Regions from separate parts of the Homo sapiens genome. Here region 1 is linked to region 2. Evidence: read pairs that join two places in POLR2A ChIA-PET (ENCODE). Cell type or tissue: A673. All regions are shown on one strand. Each heading gives the region's core, and the rest is flanking DNA. Links, peaks and the distances in the headings are about the cores only.

Region 1 (5,385 bases), core at 226-5,225, 240 kb after region 2:
TGTGTGCATGTGTGTGTGTGTGTATGTATGTGTGTTTGTGTGTGTGTGTGTGTGTGATGGTGAGTGGGGCAGGGGGAGAGAGTAACTGTATGTCCAGATACCCAGTTTCCATGTTCCCAATTAGAGGATAAATCCATAACTATTTCACAGGATGACTGTAGATTAAATAAACTTCAAAGATGGCAAAAAAAGAGATATTTTAGAGTTATCAATCAAGTTTACAGGACATATTTTTAAAGAATAAAGGCAGTGCATGGGGACCTGTGGAAGACAGGAGATAAAGTGGGTGCAGGACTCTGTGCTGTTGAAAATGACCGAAAGGCTAAGGACAGTGCGAGGGAGTCGCAGATGATTCAGGATAGCTATTGCCTGAGTAAGGGCAGAGGAGGCGGCCACACTGGCAGGCGGGGTGAGAGAAAGCCAGGCACGCACATGTGTTTCTCATCAGAGCCCATGGGTCATGAGGGGTTGTCACCTGGACCTATAAGCCATTGCTGAACTCACCCATGTTTTTGCACTCACACTCACTCCATCCCAGTGTGCGGCCCCATGGCTCCATTCCCTCTGGCCACAGCAGGCTGCCAGCCTGAGGCAAATTCTATGCTGAGCTCATCAAGTTGGCACTTAGCTCATGAATCAGCTGTTTTCTCTATTTAATTCTGACACTAGTGGTACTTCTCCTACCGGTTTTGCTGTTGATATCCAGTCTCTCACAACGATGCTCTTTAGGGTTCAGCTTCCAGGAAAGTTACACAATATTAATAGTTCTTCTCTTAGTCATACCAACATGGATAGCATTCACTTATTAACCACCTACTACACCTCTGCCTCTGTCCCAGGTATTTTATACCATATTATTATATTATCCATAATCCTTGGAACAGATTTGCAAGGTAGGGATTAGCAGCTGCATTTGTGTAGATAACACATTGAAGCTCGGTCAATCCAAATGTCCATTAACTGGTGAATGGATAAACACAGTGGGATACGATGGGGCGCCGCTGAGCAATGGAAAGGAGGGAAGTACTGATAGACACAACATGGATGAATCCAAACACATTATACTTGGCAAAAGAAGCCGGAGCAGAGGACCCAGTGTTGTGTGATTCCATTTCTATGAAATGGCCAAAAAAGGCACTGGAGGTGGGAAGCAGAGGAGTGGTTGCTGGGGCTGGGGTGGGGCTGGAGTGACTGCTAAGGGGTATGTGAGTGCTTTCTGGGTGCTGGAAATAATCTAAGACTGAACTGTGAAGAAGGTTGCACAACTCCACATTTACTAAAAAATTACTGAACTGTGCACTTCAAGTGGTGAGGGGTAGTTATGTAAATCATACCTCAATAAAGCATTTAGAAAACAGAACAAAGCTAGGCCAAGGAGGGTGGGTCATGAGGTCAGGAGATCGAGACCATCCTGACTAACATGGCAAAACCCCGTCTCTACTAAAAATACAAAAAATTAGCCGGGCGTGGTGGCGGGCGCCTGTAGTCCCAGCTACTCGGGAGGCTGAGGCAGGAGAATGGTGTGAACCTGGGAGGTGGAGCTTGCAGTGAGCTGAGATCGTGCCACTGCACTCCAGCCTGGGTGACAGAGTGAGACTCTGTCTCAAGAAAAAAGAAAAAAAGGAAAAAGAAAACAGAACAAAGCTGAAGCCCTGGAGGGTGACCAGGACACGGTGAGCCCAGGGCTGGCGGGCTCCTACTCCAGACACTTCCTCCACACCGTGGTGCTTCCTTGGTGCCCAGGGCATTGTGCTGTTGTCATTCAGAGAGAGTGCCCTTGGAAGAGAATCAGTCTAACAGTGCAGCACAAAGACTCAGAAGGCTGACTGAAGGGCTAGATTCCTTACAAAAGAACACAGAGGCAACTAAGAAAGCTGAGAGACTGCAGCCAGTGCCAGGAAGGCGTCATGTGCCAAACTCGCTCCCCTTGACTTATGCAGAACACAGCAAGATTGTGGACAAGAGTCTTTGTTTCCCTTTCAGCAACGTCACTCTAAAGGCAGCTATGATTTGAGACCAGTTGTTTCCTGCCTCCTCCACACTGCCACTGCACAGGGCAGCCCGAAATGGAAGGTCAGAGATATTTTCACTTGTGGGTTCCCAGCTGCGGGCATACAACAGGAACTGAATGTATCTGCGCTGAAAACGGGACTGATAGGTTGAAGGTTACCTATGGAGTTTGCCGCCTTCTGCATATCTACCCATGATACTCAGAACTCTTGTCTGTGGGAATCATCTCAGAAGATCTTCCTTCCCCAAATATTCTGCCTCAGCCGGTGTGGGTGGGGTGTGATAAAGGACATGTTTAGTAAGATTCACAAACTCAACACTGGGATACACCACATGGATCACAAAGGGCTAGTTCCTGTTCACCCTGTGCTCTGTTTGTTGTGTTTGTTTTTCTCCTCAGCCCTGCAGTCAGGGAGCAGGACATGGCCTCTGCAGGAAAGCATGGTGTTGTGGGGTGTCCACCACATATCCAAAGGACTGCTAGGACACCATCTGACTTTAAGTGGAGTTTGTTATTACTGACATTTCCTTACTCTCAAGCAAGTTGACCTTAGACACCAAAATTTTCTGATGGCAAATAGATAAATATCGAAAGCAATACTGAGTACAACAACCATCCATTAAGTTCACTGACACAGACTAAAGACATGGCCTCATCATGGCTTTTGCACTGTAGGGCCTGAGGATGATAATTTGTACCAATACTCATATTCTACATGACTTCCCTTACACATGTAACACCCCAGGCCATTACCTTAAACATCTGTTGCTGTGGCTACCAAATTTGACCATTCATAAATTCCAGCCCCAGTTGTATATATGACTGCATATACTCTCATACATGTCAGAATCCTGTGGGGATTAGAAAAGTTATGAATGATCTTTCAGGATGCTAGCTCAAATTGTATAATCTTCAGATGATGCGGTAACCACAATTCAGATGAGACTTGGGTGGGGACACAGCCAAACCAAAGCAGGCAGTGAAGTTATTTATGCTCAGGTTACCCAATAAAATAATTTAGCAAAACAAAAGGTTTCTAAAAAGAATTTTCTAAAATCACTGTATAGCAGTGTGTATGCTTGTCACTCATTGACAAGGATGGTTCCTGGCAAGTTACATATTTTTCTCCACAAAATAAGTGAATAAATAAATAAAAATGCCCCAATACCTATTCTCTCAGCAATTTGCAGGTGAGACCCTCACCCTTTTTGGTCAGGCAGTGGTGGCTGTTACCACGAAGCTCCCTGAAGTCACCTTCCTGTAAATTCTCCACGAGCATTTTTGGCTTGGCCACATTAAATGGAAATAATGCTGTTGGAACTATTGCTGTTATGTCCACAATAAATGCAGAATTCCAGATAGCTGTGAATCAAGCTGAACTAAGGAGACCATCCACTCTCTAGGACTGGAAATCTCTGTAGGCTTCTTTCAATTAGTTTTTGATCTAAAAATGCTTTAAATGTATGTGTTTTTCTGTCTGTCTACCATATTCTCTCTTCCTCTCCTCTCCTCTCCTCTCCTCTCCTCTCTTCTCTTCTCTTCTCCTCTCTCTCTCTTTTTCTCTCTCTCTCTGGTCTTTCATCACTCAATCATATAATCATGGGAGCTGATAGCCACCAGAGCTATGAAAGTTAAAGAAGCCCTCCAGAATTCTCTGTAGGAATCCTGGCTTTCTCAGCAAGGTCATACAGAATTGCAGAGCTGTTCCCCGTGCATGCACCAAAGTGATTAAAAGCACAGACTTTGTACATCTAAGTTCCTCTTTTCCCTCCAATACCCAATGTTGCCCAAACAATCAATTAGACTCCAAGGATGCTCATGGGAATGTTCCTGGGAGGAGATAACGGATGCCTGGTCAAATGCTCAGCCTTTACACTGAGATCCCATAGCCATGCTGTGGTTTCCGGGCTCTCACCCTTGTTAGATGTCAACTTTTGGCAGGTTAGATAATGGGTCTGATTGGCAGATTTCCCTTAAATAAAATAGGAATAAAAATGTTTCTCATAATGTTAATATAATTAAATGCAATAGTAGCTCCTGTAATGAATCTGCCTAAAATAATTTTTTAAATGCCTGGCATACAGTAGGTGCTTGTTTCAATATCAATTATTTTCCCGACTTATAATGGGTACATTTTCAGATTTTATTGGAAACTATTCAAATTATATCACTGGCACATACTTTAACATGCATACGTCTATCGTAATAAAGCAGAATTCACCATAGGCTTGCTCCATAACAACCAAGTATGGAAATTAGATTACAAGTATGCCTTGGTACTGGGGTACACTAAAGATGAGAAAACGTTTTTCTCCCAAGCTTTGGTTTGGGAGTTGGAGAAAAGGGATATGTGTGTTGAAAAAGAACAGTAAGATAAATAATGCCCTTTGCATAAAACTTTCACAGTCCCTGTCCCCTGCCCCAGCCATTATCTAGTTACAGGGAGCAGAAGAACCATTTCTGAAGACCCACATAAATGAAGCAGGTCAAAGAATGTGTCTGCTCTTCCTATGATAGAAAATATATTATTGAGTGCATCAGAAGCTACTCTTCTAGGTAAGGGCTGTGAATGTGGGCTACAAGAATGGTATTAATGTGAAGAGAAAAATAGTGGAAAGGACCTGTGAATGGAAGGTGAATTAAGACAGTATGGAAATTTGGAAATTTAGCTCATCACAAAAGAAATTATCCACAGCATCCAACCACACATGGTGGCAACAGCAACCAGACTCTTCTGACACATCTACGTATCTACTGATATTTTGCCCAACATGATAATTAACTGTCCATTATACTTATCGACTCTACAGTTTCACCCATATGTGCATTGTATCTAGGACAGCTGTGTTATGTCCCCTTATCCCATGACAGAGCCTGGAGTCAGCCACACCATTGACAAAGGGTGGATGAAAGGTGGAAACTGGAGAAAGAAGTTGGTTGTTGTTGACTTTGAAATCAAGATCAAACAAAAATGACCTCTTGAAAGTATCCAACTCTAATCCATTTTAGAGTGCAGAAGATGAAGGTGAAATCTAAACTGTGAATAATTGCCAAATAACAGGATGAATCTGCAAACTGTACAATGGAATGTGATACAATGTCAAAACGTACTTAATATGCTTGGCCTTCATAGTTGCATATGTCTGTTGGATAGAACAGATAACTCTTGATTTTATCATAGTATAGATAATGCCATGTGCATACAAAAATATAGGTAATAAACTAGTGTATATGTAACTGAAAGCTGACACTCAATAATGTGATTACTAAGGTATGGGCTTTTAAGATATTTTTACATTTAAATTGCAATCTGTGAGATTAGCAAATTATTCTAAGATAGTTAACACTTTAAGACAAATGTGCCCAAATCTATC
Region 2 (5,385 bases), core at 321-5,320:
AATTTGGTAGAAAAAGTAGTTGTAGGCAACAGTTCCTCAAGAACAAGACCATACAACTGCTTATCAGCCTTGGTTGGATTTGAAGGCAGTAAGAACCTAATTACCACTAGTAAATGAGAACTTGGACATATGACACACTAAGAAACAGCTGCTTAAATTATCACCTGTGGTCCCTGGGAATACAAAGCCTGTTGAAGGCAGAGGGAGGACCCAGTGACTGCAGCAACATCATAGTGAGAATGAGGACTCTAAGGAGGGCGGGGGCCAGCTGCTCATGACCAAACTGAAGCGTTCAAAGAAAGAAAATTCCAGCTCAGGGGTTTACATTCTCAGTTCAAGGTATGTCCAGTGACAAGCCTCTAAGTCCTAAATGATTGCTTATCTCTTGTAGCTGCTGGCCAGATTTCGCCAAAACTCCCAAATGGAGGCCAATCATGCACATGACTGAATTACAGTGTAAGTTGATTCAGAACTTCGTTCACCAGGTCTTCTTTAGCAAATATAGGAAATGTTTTGGTTAGGAGTGAGAATAGGAGACAAGGGAATGAGGACTTCAGAGCTTCTCCTGCTAACAGAGGCTCCTCCTTTGATGAGGCCAAACCTACCGACACCTAATGTAGTTACCTTGGAAGAAAGGACGGTTCTTCTCATACCAATTTCTACCTCCCCCACAGCCTCTACACCTATAGTTATAATCAGATCCCCGCATACCCCAGAGGCACAGTACAGAATCTGACTCAGGAAGAAAGGAGTTACTCGTCAATGTACTTACAATGCGTTACAATTTGTTTATATTTATTTATATTAATTTACATTTATTCATATTGAATTACAGAAGATGCTAGGTAATATGTCTTGTCATATATTATAAAGATGTTAAGCCAGGGTAAAAGGAACATGAGTTTGGGCAAAATGTATCAGATATTCTGGAGTCTTTTACTTTCGCTAGATACCAGCATTCTTATTCTCTATCACAATTTAGCCCTAAGGAACTTGATTACCTTCCCATTCAACAGGGCAGTATATTGGTTCAATTTCTTGATGACATCATACTTATTGAACTAGGTAAGCCAGAAATATCCTGGCAATCACATGTAAGATAGAGCAGGGGAGATGAAAGCCCAATGAAAATTTGCAAGGGCCACCAAAACTTTGGAGTTTCTGCTAGGCCAGATGTAACCCAACTGTGGGGAGTGAAAGTCAGTTGTTGTTATTTGACACCCTATAACTAAAAAATAAGCATTAAACTTTCATTCCATCTGATATTGAAATGAAACTCAATGCTCCTTTTTTATTTGGTCAGCCTTTTTTTTTTTAATCTGATGTTGGAGGCAGGGTATACCTCCTTTAGGTATGCTGTGCTGACCCACTTATTGAGTACCTTGAAAATACAGTTTTAAGGAGAGCTTGAAGCAAGAGAGGGCAATGAGATCTGCTATCTGGTATCCCAGCTGATGCAAGAGGAAGGACGAGATGCTTCATGGAAACTATTGCAAGCCTAGTGTCTTAGTCCATTCTCACACTGCTATAAAGAACTACCTGAGACTGGGTAATTGATAAAGAAAAGAGGTTTAATTGGCTCATGGTTCCCCAGGCTGCACAGGAAGCATGGCTATGGAGGCCTCAGGAAACTTACAATCATGGCAGAAGGCAGCGGGCAAGCAGGCCCATCTTACATGGGCTAGAGCAGGAGGGAAAAAGAGAAGGAGGAGGCGCTGCACACTCTTAAACAACCAGATCTTGCAAGAACTCACTATCAGGAGAACAGCAAGCGGGAGATCTGCCCCCATGATCCAGTCACCTCCTACCAGACCCTCCTCCAACGCTGGAGATTACCATTTGACATGAGGTTTGGCCGGGGGACACAAATCCAAACCATATCACCTAGTAATGCTTTTTTGGAAAATAATTACAACATTTTTTTTTTTCTGAAATGGCTCTTTGTTGCTCCTGGGCCCTGGTAGAGACCAGATGCCTAACTATGGGACATTAAGTGACCATAAGATCTAAATCATGAGTCACACAATTTGACTTTTATAACAGCACGGGGTGGAATGAAAGTGGCATATGTGAGGCTGAGCGTAAGCGTGATCCAGAGACTCATCTCTCAGCATGCCCACCAATGACGCACAGGTGTCTCTCTTTTAACCAGCCCTCAACTGTGGCCTCCCTTGATTGCCTGAGGAAAACAAATGTTGATGCTAGTTTACAGAAGGTTCTGCATGGTATGCTGGTAACAGCTCATGAGGGATTTCTGCAGCTCTTCCCAGGTTTGCTCCGACAGAAGAGTAGTAAAGGGAATTTCTCCCAAGGGAAGAAATCGAGCAGAATATGAAATGTCTTATTTTTTTTTTGGAAGGATACACGTCCAGATGTATAGCTCACAACTGATTCATAGGAAGTCGATGGCAGGTTGGATACTTGAAGACCTGAAAGAAATAACCCTGGAGAATCAGTGACAAAAAGTTCTCTAGAAGAGGCATAAGCACAGAATATAGGATACTTGTGTTCTTTATGATTCTTTATGTTTTTTATGATTCTTAACCAAAGGACATCAATTTCAGATAAGTGTTTCAGGAACCACGTGGGGAGATGACCAGCCTGTGAAGGTCAGGCAGCCTTTTCTTATGCCATCTGTGTTTTCCCAGTGAGTTCAGGAATAAGACGGCCATGGTGTCAGGGATGAAGATTAAACATGAGTTCCACAACATGGGCTTTGCCTCTTTAAGGCTGAGTTGGCCCATCCCTGCTGTGTGCGCTTCCTGTTAAGAGTAGCTTAATGCAGAGAATGCATTAAGCTATTAATGCAGAGCTATTTAAGATAGCTAGTGATTCCTGCTTCTTGCTTCTTAGCCTGAGTATGGCTTGGATACTTTCTTCCAGTGCTTTGGAAGAAGACACAAAAACTACATATGAACTCTCGATTTTTCCCAAGCTGGTTTCTCAGTTTATCTTCCTCCTTTCTATCAATGATAGCTCATTCTCCCTGTCAGCTCTCTGCTGACTGTTTTCTTCATGCCTTCTCTGAAATTCTCTTTCTTCTCCTCCCTACTGCCTCACTCCCAGCACAGGCAGGCTCCATGACCACACAGGTATACCCAGCATCACCTACTCATCTATGATGTGGCTTCACTCATCCCATTCCGCATTCTTTTAGAGCTTTTAGAGCTTTGACACATTCATTTTCTTAAAAAAAAAAAAAGAGAACTGGACACAGTGGCTCACATCTGTAATCCCAGCACTTTGGGAAGCTAAGGCAGGGAGATTGCTCTATGCCAGCAGTTTGAGGCCAGACTGGACAACACGGTGAGACCCCCATCTCTACAAAAAATACAAAAAATAATCAACTGGGCATGGTAGCACACACGTCTAGTCCCAGCTACTTGGGAAGCTGAGGCAGGAGGATCACTTGAGCCCAGGAGTTTGAGGCTGCAGTGAGCTATGATGGTGCCACTCTACTCCTGCTTGGGCAAGAGAGTGAGACCCTGTCTCAAGACAAAGCAAAACAACAAAACAAAAATAAGCATGTTATTTTATTGTTTTAAAAACCCAGTCACTAAGGTAAACTACAAGACAAAGCCCCCAACACCATAGTATGGAGTTAGCAGCCTCCCCTCTGCTTCCCGCACGTCTTTGAAGCCTTATTACTGATTGGTACATTATACCAACTCTCAGCCCCCTGTCATGCAGCAGATCATTCTAGCTGTGCCCTCATTCCAAACATCTCCCTCCTGGAGAGTGCTGACTGGCTACCTTCATCTGCCCAAATTCTGCCACCTTTGACTTCCTGCTCAGGACCCACCTTTCCCATGATTTGCCCCTCATTTATCTAGCTCAGAATAACCACTCTGTCCTGTGAACGCCTGCAGGATTTAGAAAAGAACTGAGCCATGCATTCAATCTCACACTGCCTTGTGCTATCTCTTGGATGTTTTTGTTTTTATGTGTTTTTTTGTTTTGTTTTGTTTTTGGTTTGTTAGCTCTTAAACTGTTCTATATTCTTTTAATGTGTAGGTTATAAATCCTGAGAACTCAGATTATCACTGTGTCATACACAATGCATATTACAAATCGATTCGTAAAGCAGGGTTTAATCCATAATTATTCAACTGAAGGGACATTTGGGAATCATGGATGGGGAAACAGCTCACGCAATCAACCCTGGAGGGTGATGGTAAATACTGTGTGTTCTAATATCAGCTCAGTTATGCGTGTCTTCTGTGCATAAAATGTTTTTTCACTTGTATCTGAGATTTCCTGCCCCCCAAATGGGAGTAAATCTGTTGACTCATTTATCAGGAGTCCTGTGAAGTGCAGCATTGTTTGTAAAGCGTCTCTTTCCTCTGATAAACAGCAACATGAAGAGACCAGTGTAACTTTCCTCATGAAGTATGTTTAAGTCACGGATCTAAAATTTGAGAGAAGCAAAAGAAATCCGATAAATTTTGAACTTGACAAAGGTGACCTTTTGTCCTTGAACCAAGTGGTACTAATTTAGAAAAGAAGAAAAAAATCCTTGTTTCTGCCAGAGTTTATGTTTTCAATTCACTTATCCAAAGTTTTACTATTTTTTGTTGTTGTTGTTTTTGAGGGGAAACTCCTATATCCCACTAGATTGATGAAACTCCCGTATGTTATAGGAATAAAGTACATGATTTCCTCATCTAAACATCTTCCCAGAAAAGTAAGGGTTTGTGTTAGAAATCAACACATTCCTATTCGATCCTAATTTATCGAACAAGCTAAACATCTGCTCCAGGCCAGGCACTGCTCTGGGGAAGTAGAGGTGGCGAAGATATACTCCCTGTCCTCAGGGTGTTCACATACTGGCCAGGTGAGCCCCTTGCGAGTTATGATGCTCTCCCCTGAGCACAATGACAGAGGCGCAGGGGTAGCAGGGCAGGGTCAGGGCAGGACTTTTCACCGGACATCCAGGCATACTTCACAGAGGAGATAGGCCTTGAATTCAGAGCTGGAGGCTAAGACAGGATTGCCAAGAACTGAGCCATTAGAGTTAGCGCATTCCCAGGGGAGACGGAACAATTTTGGCAAGGGCACCTGGCATAAAAATATTGGCTTAATGAAGGGAGGTGTGTATCAGCATATGGCTGCAAGGAAGATTGTCTAGGGAGTAATAAGGAAAGATTATGTAAAAGTGGGTTTCAGGGGTCTTTAAGTTGCAGGGAAGGAATTTGGGAAGCAAGAATATTGAGCTTTTTGGGAAGTCAGGGAAGGGCATGGAAGAGATTTGTATAACAATTTGGACTTCCAAGGAAGAAACCTTTCTAGGGATGGATTTCTTTTTTTCTATGAGACAGAAATAAAAACGCACAGACTACAGTGGATGATTCATGCCAGCGTGTGGATTTGTATGTACATACTGTG

What was found. Peaks named below come from ENCODE experiments on the same cell type or tissue, not always from the same donor. Only the 100,000 strongest peaks of a DNase experiment are listed, where the experiment ranks them.
Region 1: POLR2A ChIA-PET joins it to region 2 with 7 read pairs; 3 of 35 experiments call an interaction of 5 or more read pairs at or near these places.

The regions. Positions count from the first base shown.
Region 1 is chr5:5,160,915-5,166,299 of GRCh38, reverse strand. All of the region lies in intron 3 of ADAMTS16 (ADAM metallopeptidase with thrombospondin type 1 motif 16), which reads right to left. All of the region lies in intron 1 of ADAMTS16-AS1 (ADAMTS16 antisense RNA 1), which reads left to right. Among named protein-coding and RNA genes, the nearest start is that of ADAMTS16-AS1, 13 kb to the left of the region's middle. In A673, for the core only: no CTCF peak of the experiment used is centred there; no DNase peak of the experiment used is centred there.
Region 2 is chr5:5,401,294-5,406,678 of GRCh38, reverse strand. The region is part of intron 2 of LOC101929200 (a long non-coding RNA gene); the gene reads left to right. Among named protein-coding and RNA genes, the nearest start is that of ICE1, 19 kb to the left of the region's middle. In A673, for the core only: no CTCF peak of the experiment used is centred there; a DNase peak (open chromatin) is centred at 2,748; H3K27ac peaks cover 1,820 bases.